Linked DNA regions of Homo sapiens: regions 2 and 3 are each linked to region 1. The links are chromatin contacts, found by Hi-C or POLR2A ChIA-PET in ENCODE. All regions are on one chromosome and are shown on one strand. The core of a region is the stretch at or near the end of the contact, and the rest is flanking DNA. Distances in the headings are between cores, read along the strand shown. Region 1 overlaps LHPP (phospholysine phosphohistidine inorganic pyrophosphate phosphatase). Region 2 overlaps CTBP2 (C-terminal binding protein 2). Region 3 overlaps ZRANB1 (zinc finger RANBP2-type containing 1).

The links. Hi-C counts contacts between places; a loop is a spot of excess contacts on that map. ChIA-PET counts read pairs that join two places held with the same protein, here RNA polymerase II (POLR2A). Pooled maps may share reads with other maps.
Region 2: a loop to region 1 is called in a pooled map, with 7 times the contacts of the local background. The contact joins two enhancer-like sites. A Hi-C loop is called at or near these places in 6 of 168 maps with a recorded cell type or tissue (HCT116, IMR-90, chondrocyte and 3 more), 9 of 37 single-sample maps with no recorded cell type and 9 of 50 pooled maps.
Region 3: a map with no recorded cell type shows a loop between it and region 1 (4-fold over the local background). The contact joins two enhancer-like sites. A Hi-C loop is called at or near these places in 5 of 168 maps with a recorded cell type or tissue (HCT116, IMR-90, chondrocyte and 2 more), 12 of 37 single-sample maps with no recorded cell type and 14 of 50 pooled maps. POLR2A ChIA-PET finds 5 or more read pairs at or near these places in 1 of 52 experiments (RWPE1).

What each region holds. Positions count from the first base shown.
Region 1 is chr10:124,532,811-124,536,312 of GRCh38, forward strand. All of the region lies in intron 6 of LHPP (phospholysine phosphohistidine inorganic pyrophosphate phosphatase), which reads left to right. Among named protein-coding and RNA genes, the nearest start is that of LHPP, 73 kb to the left of the region's middle. RefSeq lists enhancers at 283-816, 817-1,349. Within about 2 kb of position 1,586, at least 8 of the 41 ENCODE cell types and tissues checked have a DNase peak (open chromatin) inside an H3K27ac peak, as active enhancers do.
Region 2 is chr10:124,990,837-124,994,338 of GRCh38, forward strand. It overlaps CTBP2 (C-terminal binding protein 2), which reads right to left. Exons shown (of 11, transcript NM_001329.4): 8 at 3,019-3,149; 9 at 2,366-2,493; 10 at 1,859-1,976. Among named protein-coding and RNA genes, the nearest start is that of MIR4296, 40 kb to the right of the region's middle. Within about 2 kb of position 1,820, at least 10 of the 41 ENCODE cell types and tissues checked have a DNase peak (open chromatin) inside an H3K27ac peak, as active enhancers do.
Region 3 is chr10:124,969,101-124,972,602 of GRCh38, forward strand. It overlaps ZRANB1 (zinc finger RANBP2-type containing 1), which reads left to right. Exons shown (of 9, transcript NM_017580.3): 3 at 2,865-3,018. Among named protein-coding and RNA genes, the nearest start is that of ZRANB1, 29 kb to the left of the region's middle. RefSeq lists enhancers at 1,452-1,631, 1,722-1,821. Within about 2 kb of position 1,936, at least 7 of the 41 ENCODE cell types and tissues checked have a DNase peak (open chromatin) inside an H3K27ac peak, as active enhancers do.

The DNA.
Region 1 (3,502 bases), core at 336-2,835:
TGTCCCAACTGTCCCTATGGCCCCTATGGAAGATTAGCTATGTGGTGGCAAAGTGTCCCGAGGAAGGGGCATTCTGGGATGTTCAGGTGCTCGACTGGGCTGGGACTTGTACTTTGGAAATGAGAAGAAGCCCAGGCTCAAATCTTTGCCCCACTGCTTGCTGGCAGGAAGACCACTGAGCCTCAGTTTTCTCATCTGTAAAATGGACTTATTTTGGACTTACTTCCCAGGTATCCTCAGCACCTTTATTACAGGAGCTCCATTAATACATGGCTGCAGGAGGTAGTTCAGGGAAGCAATGGGAGTGGAATGCTGGGTGCATCACGGCCTGGGGTTGTCAGCCTGGCCTCTGCAGGCATCTGAGATATTCCTGAGGGCAGATTCAGCCAGGCCAACACTTCTGGATAGAACCACAGGGCCATAAACTGAGACCATTGAGGGAGACTGCTTGGCTTGGAAAACTCGCCCAGGGACCATGTGCTCTGATTTGCAAAATGCACCCCCCAGAGCGGCTTCCTGCCTTCACTTTGTGCAGAGTTGGGGGCGGCAGGGGCGTGGGGGGTTGGATGGACCATGTCACCCAAAAGTTTGTGTCCTCGGATGGGGAGGGGAGAGCGTCTGCCCAAGCACAGCCTGGAGGCTTCCCTTACTTCCGATGACCTTGTGGCAGTCAGTGTCACCCGGACAGAGTGTGGCACGCCTTGGGGACCAGCCCCTCCCAGAAGGATAGGCGCTTGATTGGAAACGTTGACTTTTCATTTAAATAAGTAAAGGTCAAGGCCTACTGCATGGCGAGGAGGAGATGGCTCTTCCCTGCCTCTGTCCTCCCTTACCCCCGTGTGAGTGGACAAACCCCCCGTCCTCACCCAGGTGGCCCGCTTCTGCCACCCGCACTATATCCAAGACACAGCCCAGCTTTGCAGGCACTTGCCGTGTGCTCCGCAGTGTGCAGGGTGATGAGATGAACAAGACCATGTGGCCTGAAGGGTCCCACGCTGCAGAGGGCCCCAGCCCAGGGCCAGACCCCAAGTGTGTGCCTGGAGTGACTCAGGGGTGCGCGAGGAGGACTCAGTGGGATATGGAATGCAGGGGCTGAGGCATAGGGAGTGACACAGGGGCTCAGGGCTTTCCCATGAGTCGAGGCTCATTGGGTTGGCAGGGACCACATCTGCCCTGGTCGATGCCCTGCCCATGCAGGCTCTAACGGCAGAGTTTGGGGATTGGGGCGGGGGATGCAGGGGGCCTGGGGTGGGGAGCTTGGGGGCAGTGGGCCAGGCAAAGCAGAGCCCTTTGCTGTGTTGGAAACCCCTCAGAGGCCCTAGGCGTGATAAGTGAGTGTGACGCAGGAGAGTCTCTCTGCATGGGCCACCCACAATTGCAGAGAAGACGCCCTGCATGTCATAGGCTTGGCGGCCCATGCCGGGAATTTGGCATGGCCGTCTTTCCTCCGGTGCTGGGGAGCTCAGCAGCTGGAGGCAGATGCTGGATTGTCTTTCTCTACCGCAGCAGGGCAGGTAGCTTGTCTTTTAGTTTGTTTTGTTAGTCTCCTGTATCTGTGACTCTGCAGAGAGCCAACGGCAGGAAGAGGGCAGCACCGGCACGTCGGAGGCCGAGGACGGCTTAGACGGGAGGTCCGGAGGCTCTCAGCCTGACCAGCCCTGGCCTAGGGCCGGGGAAAGGCCTGGGCTTTGGGGTCAAGGGCAGGGGATGAGATCTCAGACCCACGACCTAACCATTGACCTGCCTGGGCCACTTCACCCCTGCATGCTTCCTTCCCTGTCTGTAAAAGCGGATCACGTGAGGGGCCTTGCAGGAAGCTCTGAGGCCCAGTGAGGCCCCCGGGAGACAGGCGAGACCGCTGTGAGCGCCCGTCCTTCCCGCCCGGTGCCTGGCAGGTTCCTATGCGCTCTCGGGGCTTCGGGCTGGGGCCCTGCTGCGGCGAGGGGGGTGCTCCCCAGGCTGGCGCTGTCGGTGGTGTGGCTTTGGCTGACACGAGGTGGAGAGGATCTTGTTGACCTGACCGTATAAAGTAGCAGTGAGGCCTTACAAGTAGTTCTAGGCCTGGAAAGGAAAGGGAAAGAAAGAGCAATGGAATCTGGTATTTTCTCAGGTGTCCTGGACTCCATCTGAAAGATTTCGCCATGGGAAACATTCCTTCCTGGGTCCTCGGCGCCTATTGTTACAGCACGCAGGCACCCGGGCTGTGGCCTAGGGGTGAAACCTCTCTCGATTGTGTGGCCATAGGTGGTTACTTAACTTCTCTGTGCCTCAGCGTTGCCACTGTGTGTGGCGATAGCAACATGTCTTCTTCCTAAGGTTGTTGGGAAAACACTGATCGCAACAGTGACAGATGCAGGACCCACTCCACCAGAAATTGTTCCATGAGCTTGTTTACCCACCAGACGCCTGTATGAGAGAGAACTGACATCGTCCTCACTTTGCAGAGAGGTTAAGTAACTTGCCTAAGGTCACACAGCCTTTGAACCCTGGGAGTCGAACTCCGTCATCTATGCTCTGAACCACTCTGCCACATGTGGTGGTTACTGTCAGTTCCATTTGTTTCCACACAGCTTTAAGTTAGTCCTGTGGTTTGCTTTTATTTTATTTTTAAGACATGGTCTTGCTCTGTCACCCAGGCTGGAGTGCAGTGGTGCAATCATAGCTCACTGCAGCCTCGACTTCTGATGAGATTCTCGCATCTCAGCCTCCCAAGTAGCCGGGACTATAGGCACATGCCACAATGCCTGGCTAATTAAAAAAACATTTTTTTTTTTTTTGTAGAGACAAAGCTGTTGCTATGTTGCCCAAGCTGGTCTTAAACTCCTGGCCTCAAGTGATTCTCCCACATCGGGATCCCAAAGTGCTGGAATTAGCTTGGCGTGAGCCGCCATGCCTGGCCTAGTCTGGTGGGTGTTTAAACCTTGCTGGCCTTTAGGGGTGCATGCTGTGAAGACCTGTGGGCCAGAGGCCAGGTATCAGGAGGAGACACTCAGGCCTGTTGAATCAGCTCAGTGCCACAGGGCTGCAAGAGCAGCTGCTTCAGGCTCCTCAGGCCGTGGGCCCCTGAGCACCAGTTCTGCTCTGCTCCCTCAGGGGAACTGGGGAGATCAAGGTGGGGCCCCTGGACCTCCCCTAATTCAGCCAGAGAAGCTCTCATCTCTTCCGGGGTCCCAGGCAGGATTCCCCTGGGCTGGGGTGGGAGGTTCTGCTGCTTTAAAACCACTGGAAAGGCTTGAGAACCAGTGATCTTCTGCCCTGTTACAGACGCGGAAGCCGGGGTGGAGCAGGCCTGTAAGGTGGGGGCTGGGGCCGGCACTGGGTCCCCGGGCTTTTCCACCCCTGCCGCGTGTGCGTGCAGACTGGCCCTGCGGTCCATGGGCTTGGGCCTGCCTTTTGGCTTGCTCCCGAGTATTTTGCCCAGAGGCCTTGTGGCTTTCAGGGATGCTGTCTGGGGCTGGAAGTCAGTCCTTGTTTTGTCCTGGCAGTAGTCAGCAGGAGGGAG
Region 2 (3,502 bases), core at 570-3,069, 460 kb after region 1:
AGAAGCTGACGGTCTGCTGCCTGGCCGTCACCAGAACCTGACCATGCTGGCAGCCTCATCTCAGACTTCCAGCCTCCAGAACTGCGAGCAAGGCATTTCTTTACAAGCCACCCAGTCTATGCTACTCAATTATGGCAGCCAGAACTCACTAAGCTTTCTAGGCTGGTTGGCTATATACTCCCATGGCCTGAGATGGGAAGTGGTATGCTTGCTGGCTGTTGGCTGGGGGCCCGCCTTCCTCGGAACGCCCAGGCTCGGGCTGGTTTTATATTGCAAGCACGAAGTGCTGTGTGAGGACACACTGCATTCGCCAACCACAGAACACAGGGTCCTCGGGCAAAGTGGGACTCAGTGTATTCACACAGACTTATCATCCATCCAGGTAGAGGAGGAGGCATCTCACTATGGTAGCCACCCCACCCCCAGCTCCTGGCCTGCCATCCTGTCACCAAGACCTTCAGAAGGACTCTGGTCATTAGGGTCCCTTCCTCAGTGCACACATACTGTTCTAGGGGGCCTAAGAGCCCCAGCTTACGTGAAGGATAAATAACAATGGAGACATGGAAGAGGTGGGCCCCCAGCTCCACCCAACAGGGGAATCTGGTGCTGTGATAGGCTCAAAATACTTTTGAGGGCCAAAAGGACGGGGCTGGATGAAATGTGAAGACAGCCATGTGACCTGCAAGCACCGGCATAGCTTCTTCAAGAGTGTCAGAGCCTTCATTACACAAACTGAATGCACCCTGGTCGTCACTGTGGCTACAGCAGGGGACATGTGGCTGGAGACATTCTCAATCATCATGAGTGGGAGTGGGAGGTGCTACTGGCATCCCGTGGGTAGAGGCCAGGGATGCCGCTGAACGTCCTACAATGCACAGGACAGGCCAGGCCTCCTACGAGAGAATGAAGAGAATGATCTGGCCCCAAATATACTTATTGCCAAGAGCTAGAAACCCTGGTTTAGAATATGCAAAAATTTTTCTTAAGATTCAAGGCTGCAACTTCATTCATTTATGCATGAGGGGGCTACTGATTTTCCTGGGAAGCCAGCAATAATGGGGGGGGGGGTGTGGGAGAAAACCGATTCGTGCATGGAAAATACCACAAAAGGAACCCCTTCTCCCTGTGAGGGCTCCTGTCTTTCCCCCACTCTGCGTTCCCAAACATGGCTCCAGTTTCTCAGCTGACCCAAACTACAGGTATCATTTTTAGTGTGTGGACAAGGTCATCATCCTGAGTTGATTGTACTATCCTGAGTTGACTGTACCAGAATGCCTTCTGTGGACATAAGATTCAAATTGGAAAATGAACTTGCTCACAGGCCTTTGCACTTGAACATCTTATCTACGTATACCTTTCTCTTTGAGAAGCCCTTTTTTTTTTTTTTTTTTTGGTGGTGGGGTGGGGTCGGGGGGTAGCAGCATTGTCTCACTCTGTGGCCTAGGCTGGAGTGCAGTGGGTGATCTCGGCTCACTGCAATCTCCACCTCCCAGCTTCAAGCACCTCTCCCACCTCAGCCTCCCTAGCAGCTGAGACTGCAGGTGTGCGCCACCACACGTGACTGGGAAGCCTTCTGGTTTTAAGATGGCTTTAGAATGAAAGGCAGTTCCTAGCACCTGTGGTCAATCACATCTGACCGAACACACCCCCTTTTAAAATAGGAGCTTCTGTTTGTTCCATGAAATTAGGCATTGGAAGAAATGGGGGCGGTGTACACAGTTCCTGCTGAGAAGGCTGATTGTTCTGACCCTGACTTAGCATCTGCGGGAGGTTAAGCTTCCGCCAAGTTTGGGCTTCTCTCCCTGGCCCCGGGGCCGTGGTGCTCACAAGCTGAGACAAAGTCAGTTCCTTTTCTCACCTGTATGTGGCACCATTGAGCTCAGGATGAATTGCTTGCTGGTCTATTACTGACCAAGGCGCTGATGTGACAAAGAATTCCTTGTTCACACAATTTCTTAAGCTTTCTGGGATGCGACCTAGGGTAAGATGATTAAAATTAATCATATTATTTTTACAAATCACAGTAAGTTCAACATTACACCTGTAGCTGCTTATGTGGGGAAATAAGCATTTGTAAAAATGTAGAACATCCAAAGGCCCAAGTGCTTGAGCTCTTCAACACTGACCTTCAGCCTCTGTGTGCCCCCCGACCCCCGAGTTTATAATGTCTGGGACTAAAGGGAATGGTTCCCTCTGTGAAGTTTAGTTCAGGGCTTACGTAAATAAACAGGGCCCAACTCATATAAATTTGATGCTAAAAGTGAATTCTACCTGTCGAGAGCTGCCTGTAGCCAGCAGGACAGGAGCCGGCTGCACTGTGGAGCTGAGGCTGCCCTTGGCAGGCCAGAGGCACGGAGGGGCTCACCTGTGATGGCTCGGCGGATCTCGGTGGCAGCTGCCTCCCTCATCTCCAGTGACGCCTGCTCACTGTACCAGGCAGTGTGAGGAGTGCAGATGAGATTCGGGGCATCTTTCAACGGACCCTGAGCAAAGCTAGAAAAATGTAGAAAAAACAGAGTAAGCGGGAAATGTCGCATACGCTCCCTGCCCTCCTCAGCACAAGGGAGCTCTTGGCCATGTAGAAAAGTAGCTACATAGATAGCATGGATACAGGAACATCTGTGATGATATTTTATGAAGGCTGGGAATTTTTGAATGTAATTATCAAAGTTGTGTAAGAACCGTATAATTGGTAGATCAAAAAGCCCAATTCTATTGAAGGCTTGTCCTGCTGTAATCCAGGGCAGAGATGATGCCTGTCTGTCTGAAGACCAGAACCACTGCCACACCCCCACCAATTTTCTGCCTCTCCTTTCCCTGATGACCTCTGGGAAACTTCCAGCCCTTTTACAATTAGAATACAGCACAATCCTTAGAAGAACAGAGACTGTAAATGTCATCTCTGGAGTTTCCTGCCCAGGGACCTGTTTGGGAAAAGGGCCTCGAGTTCAAAGTGTGGGGGTCAGGTGTGGAGCTGGGCCCTGTGGGCTCCTGGTAGGCGGCTGGGGCAACACGCACCTGAAGGGCTCTGACTCATGCACGTCGAGGGCTGCCCCTCGTATCCTGCCCTCCTTGAGGGCTTGTGCTAAGGCTTTCTCGTCCACCAGGCCGCCACGGGCTGCGTTCACAAGGAATGCTCCCTGCCTCATCTGTGGAAGGAAAGAAAAGCCGGTTACAGGCACACTGGCATGGTGGAAGACTCTTGTACCAAGGTTTAAAGAAGAAAGCTGCAAGCTAGTTTTGTTGGTCTGGTGGTTTAATGTGTGTGCTGCAGTTTGAGGGAAGGGAGTGGGAAGTGTTGGTGACGGCTGGAAGCCAGGGCCGTTGCTGCTGATCCTGAGAGGAAGCAACACGGTGGAAAGGCTGGACTGTGCCGAGCTGCTGGCCTCTTTAAAGGTTCTGGGAAGCTTCTGAAGCTGGGTCCTGGCTAGCGCCTGTCCTTCTCTGCTTAGCCTGGCTCAGCCCGAGGAAGGGGCTTCACGTGGCTTGTCACTGGTTTGTT
Region 3 (3,502 bases), core at 686-3,185, 440 kb after region 1:
CTGTCTACAGGGATGCTCATGATACAGCAGCTGGTTTTACCCCCAACAAGTGATCCAAGAGAGGCACAGAGTACAAGAGAGTGATCCAGTGTCTTTGAAACCTGCAGTGTCTTTTATAAATTGATTTAGGAAGCAACATACCATTACTTTTGCTGTATTCCGTGGGACGTGTAGAACAACCCTGGAACAGCGTGGGAGAGGTGGAGGGGATTTGTTCCAGGCAAAGAGCAAAATTGGTCATGGATTCAGTCTCCATGGAGTAAATACTCCAAAGGACAGAATTAAAGGGGCCAGTAGGGAGACTGGAAGTGGGGGAGTCTGGACTAAGTCTAGACTAAGGGGGTGTGTTGCAGAGAATGCTCAGCCAAGTTCTTTTGGAATGAGAACAGGAGAACATTAGAGTTGGGGATATGTATGTGGGGCAGGAATTTTCATCGGTTTCTGTGTCATGGACCATGTTGGTAGTTTCATGAAACTTATGGACTCCTTCCCAGAATACTGTTTTTAAATACAAAAAATAAGAAGTAAATGAGATTACAAAGGAAATCAGTTGTATTGAAGTAATAGCTACCAAAATACTAAACTAAATTTGTGATATATAAGAAAATACATTTTAATATAGGTAAAAAGTTGGGGATAATTGATTTAACTTGAATTAAAACCAAATTCCCATTAAAGTACATGGACCATTCCCAAGATCATGGACCCTAAGTTAAGAACTCCCAGCCTACGGAGATGGTTGAGAACCATAAGGTTGAAGGAGGTGAGAAGGTGAGTGGCAGGCTTCAGGGGCACATCCTGCTTAAGGATGGTGGTGGAAGGGGTTGTTTGGGGGCTAAGTTTCTTTTAGAATGTTTGTGGTAGTCAGGGTCCAGTCCAGGTGGTTTTTGGAAAGGTCTTTCCAGGTTTTTGGAAAGGGCCTGAGAGCTAGCTGATGGGAATAAGCTATTTTTGAATTTACTTTGGGGGAGCCATTTTAACTATGTTACTTGAGAAATAGTCAATTATATTCTGAAAATATTTAATATTTGGTTTTCCATGTTTGAGTGTTGACTAATGGTTGGGCTCATGGAGTTAAGATATAGTGAGAATTTTCATGGTTAATGGTAATCTTGGCCAATAAAGTCTAGTTGAACTGAATTTCCACGTAGGAGTTTTTAAATTTTTTATTTTTTTCTTTTCTTTTGAGACAGACTTTCTCTCTGTTGCCCAGGGGAGTGATCATGGCTCACTGCAGCCTTGACCTCCCTGGCTCAAGTGATCCTCTCACCTTTCAGCCTCCCCAGTAGCTGGGACTACTGGTGCATGCCACTAATGCCTAGCTAATATTTTGGGGTTTTTTGTAGAGGCAGAGTTTCATTATGTTGCCCAGGCTGGTCTTGAATTCCTGAGCTCAAATGATCCTCCTGCCTTGGCCTCACACAGTGCTGGGATTACAGGTGTGAGCCACTGCACCAAGCTGCAGTTTCAGAATAGGGAGTCAGGTAACTGTGCTGGGTATGCAGGGTTTTTGAAATATTATTTCTTTAATAGCAATAGCAGTTAGTTGTCTGCATATATGATGTAGATAACATTATCATTAAACCTTACTCTTTGAGAAGAAGAAGAAGGGGCTGGAAGACCTGTTGCTTCACACCCCACTGTGGCTGGAAGGCTACCTTTGGGATAATCGTCCAGGTTGGTGACATCAGGGAACAGGCTCACTGTGGGTTCCCACGGTATTCTCTTTGGGGTTTTTTTTTTTTTTTTTTTTTTTTGGCAGAGTCTCTCTCTGTCACCCTGGCTGGAGTGCAGTGGCGCGTTCTCAGCTCATTTCAACTTCCTCCTCCCGGGTTCAAGTGATTCTCATGCCTCAGCCTTCCAAATAGCTGAGACTACAGCTAATTTTTGTAGTAGTATTTTTAGTAGAGACAGGGTTTCATCATGTTGGCCAGGCTGGTCTCAAACTGCTGAGCCGAAGCAATCCACCCGCCTCGGCCTCCCAGAGTTGGTGGGATCACAGGCGTGAGCCATTGTGCCTGGCCTTGAATTCTGTTTGTTACTCGCAGATGCTCAACTGTGATTTTAGAATTCTGTGTATGTATTTTTATTTAGCTCCACAAACTAGATATGACTGAAATGTGAGGTTAAATTAAATCTTTGCAACATTTGTTGCTATTTAGCATTTTAAAAAGAATAAAAAAATAACAAAAGAAAGTTCTAGCCTTCTTTGGTTTGTTGTTTTCTTGCTTAGAGGCCTGTGCAGTAGTGCTCCCATCTCACTCCTGTCAGGCTGAGCTTCAGAGGTTGGCAGTCTGTGTTTAAACTTGCAGATGCCAAATGCTTTTTTAAAAACTCAAGAGTGGTAACAAATGGAGAGGAAGAAAGGGCTTGAGGTCAGTGGGAACTAACCCTTTAAATACCGTGCTTTTTTTAAGTCCAAGTTAGGGTACTTGAAACTTGTGGTGTGGGAGAAGAGTATTTGCAGTTTCCCTTTATCAGCTGTGATTCTCTGCTTCTAAAGAATGTTTTTATTGTGTGCACGATGGTTAGTCTACTGAGGTTTTCTGTCCTCTCTCCTCTTCCTGTGATGTGTCTATGAACAACACCCTTTTCCATACATTTTTATGTGCATCTTTGAGTATTTCCTTGTGATAAATTCTTAAAGAGAATTACTGAATCAGAGGATAAAACATTTTTGTGACTGTTACTGAAAACTTATTCTGGTATATACTTTCATTGGTAAGGAAATAATACCAGTGTATTTTAAGATTAAAGAAAACCTTGAGTTATTGGGAAATTTTGCTGATTTCTTTTAAATACTGTTGTTTTCTGCTTCCACTTATGATACATGAGATGAGAGGAAGGTTTCTTTTGTATTTAAGGTGTCTCAACAAGCAGCAAAGTGTATTCCAGCAATGGTGTGTCCTGAACTGACAGAACAAATCCGGAGAGAGATAGCTGCCTCTCTTCATCAGAGAAAGGGGGATTTTGCTTGCTATTTTCTGACTGACCTTGTAACATTTACATTGCCAGCAGGTAACTCCAAAATCTAACGTAAAAAGACTTTTTTATTTTATTATAGTTACATTTGTGTATGTAGGTGAAAAATGTTTCTGTTAGAAAGCACATAACATAGCTACTGTATGTGCATCTTAAATTACTTGACTGTCTTATATATGCTGGAAGTGAGCATACAGAGGATTACTTGTTAGGAAATGCGTCTGCTATCTGAGAGGAAGACAGCAGTTGATAGTAACGGATTTCTTTGTGGACCTCAGATTATTTTTTAAAAATCTGTTGTACTCTTTTATTTTTCTCTTTGGTTTTATTTTAGAATATCCTTTAAAAAAATCTCCTTTGAAAAATTTTCCCTTTTCATGCTTGTGTGTTATTTGAAATTAGATAGCTATATTGGTTACCTGGTATTAAGAGATGGGATTAGAACATGAGCTTTTGATGGGTAGAGTCAGGTTATTTGAATTGAACACACTGCATCCTCTTGAATATGTCATTCCTTTTT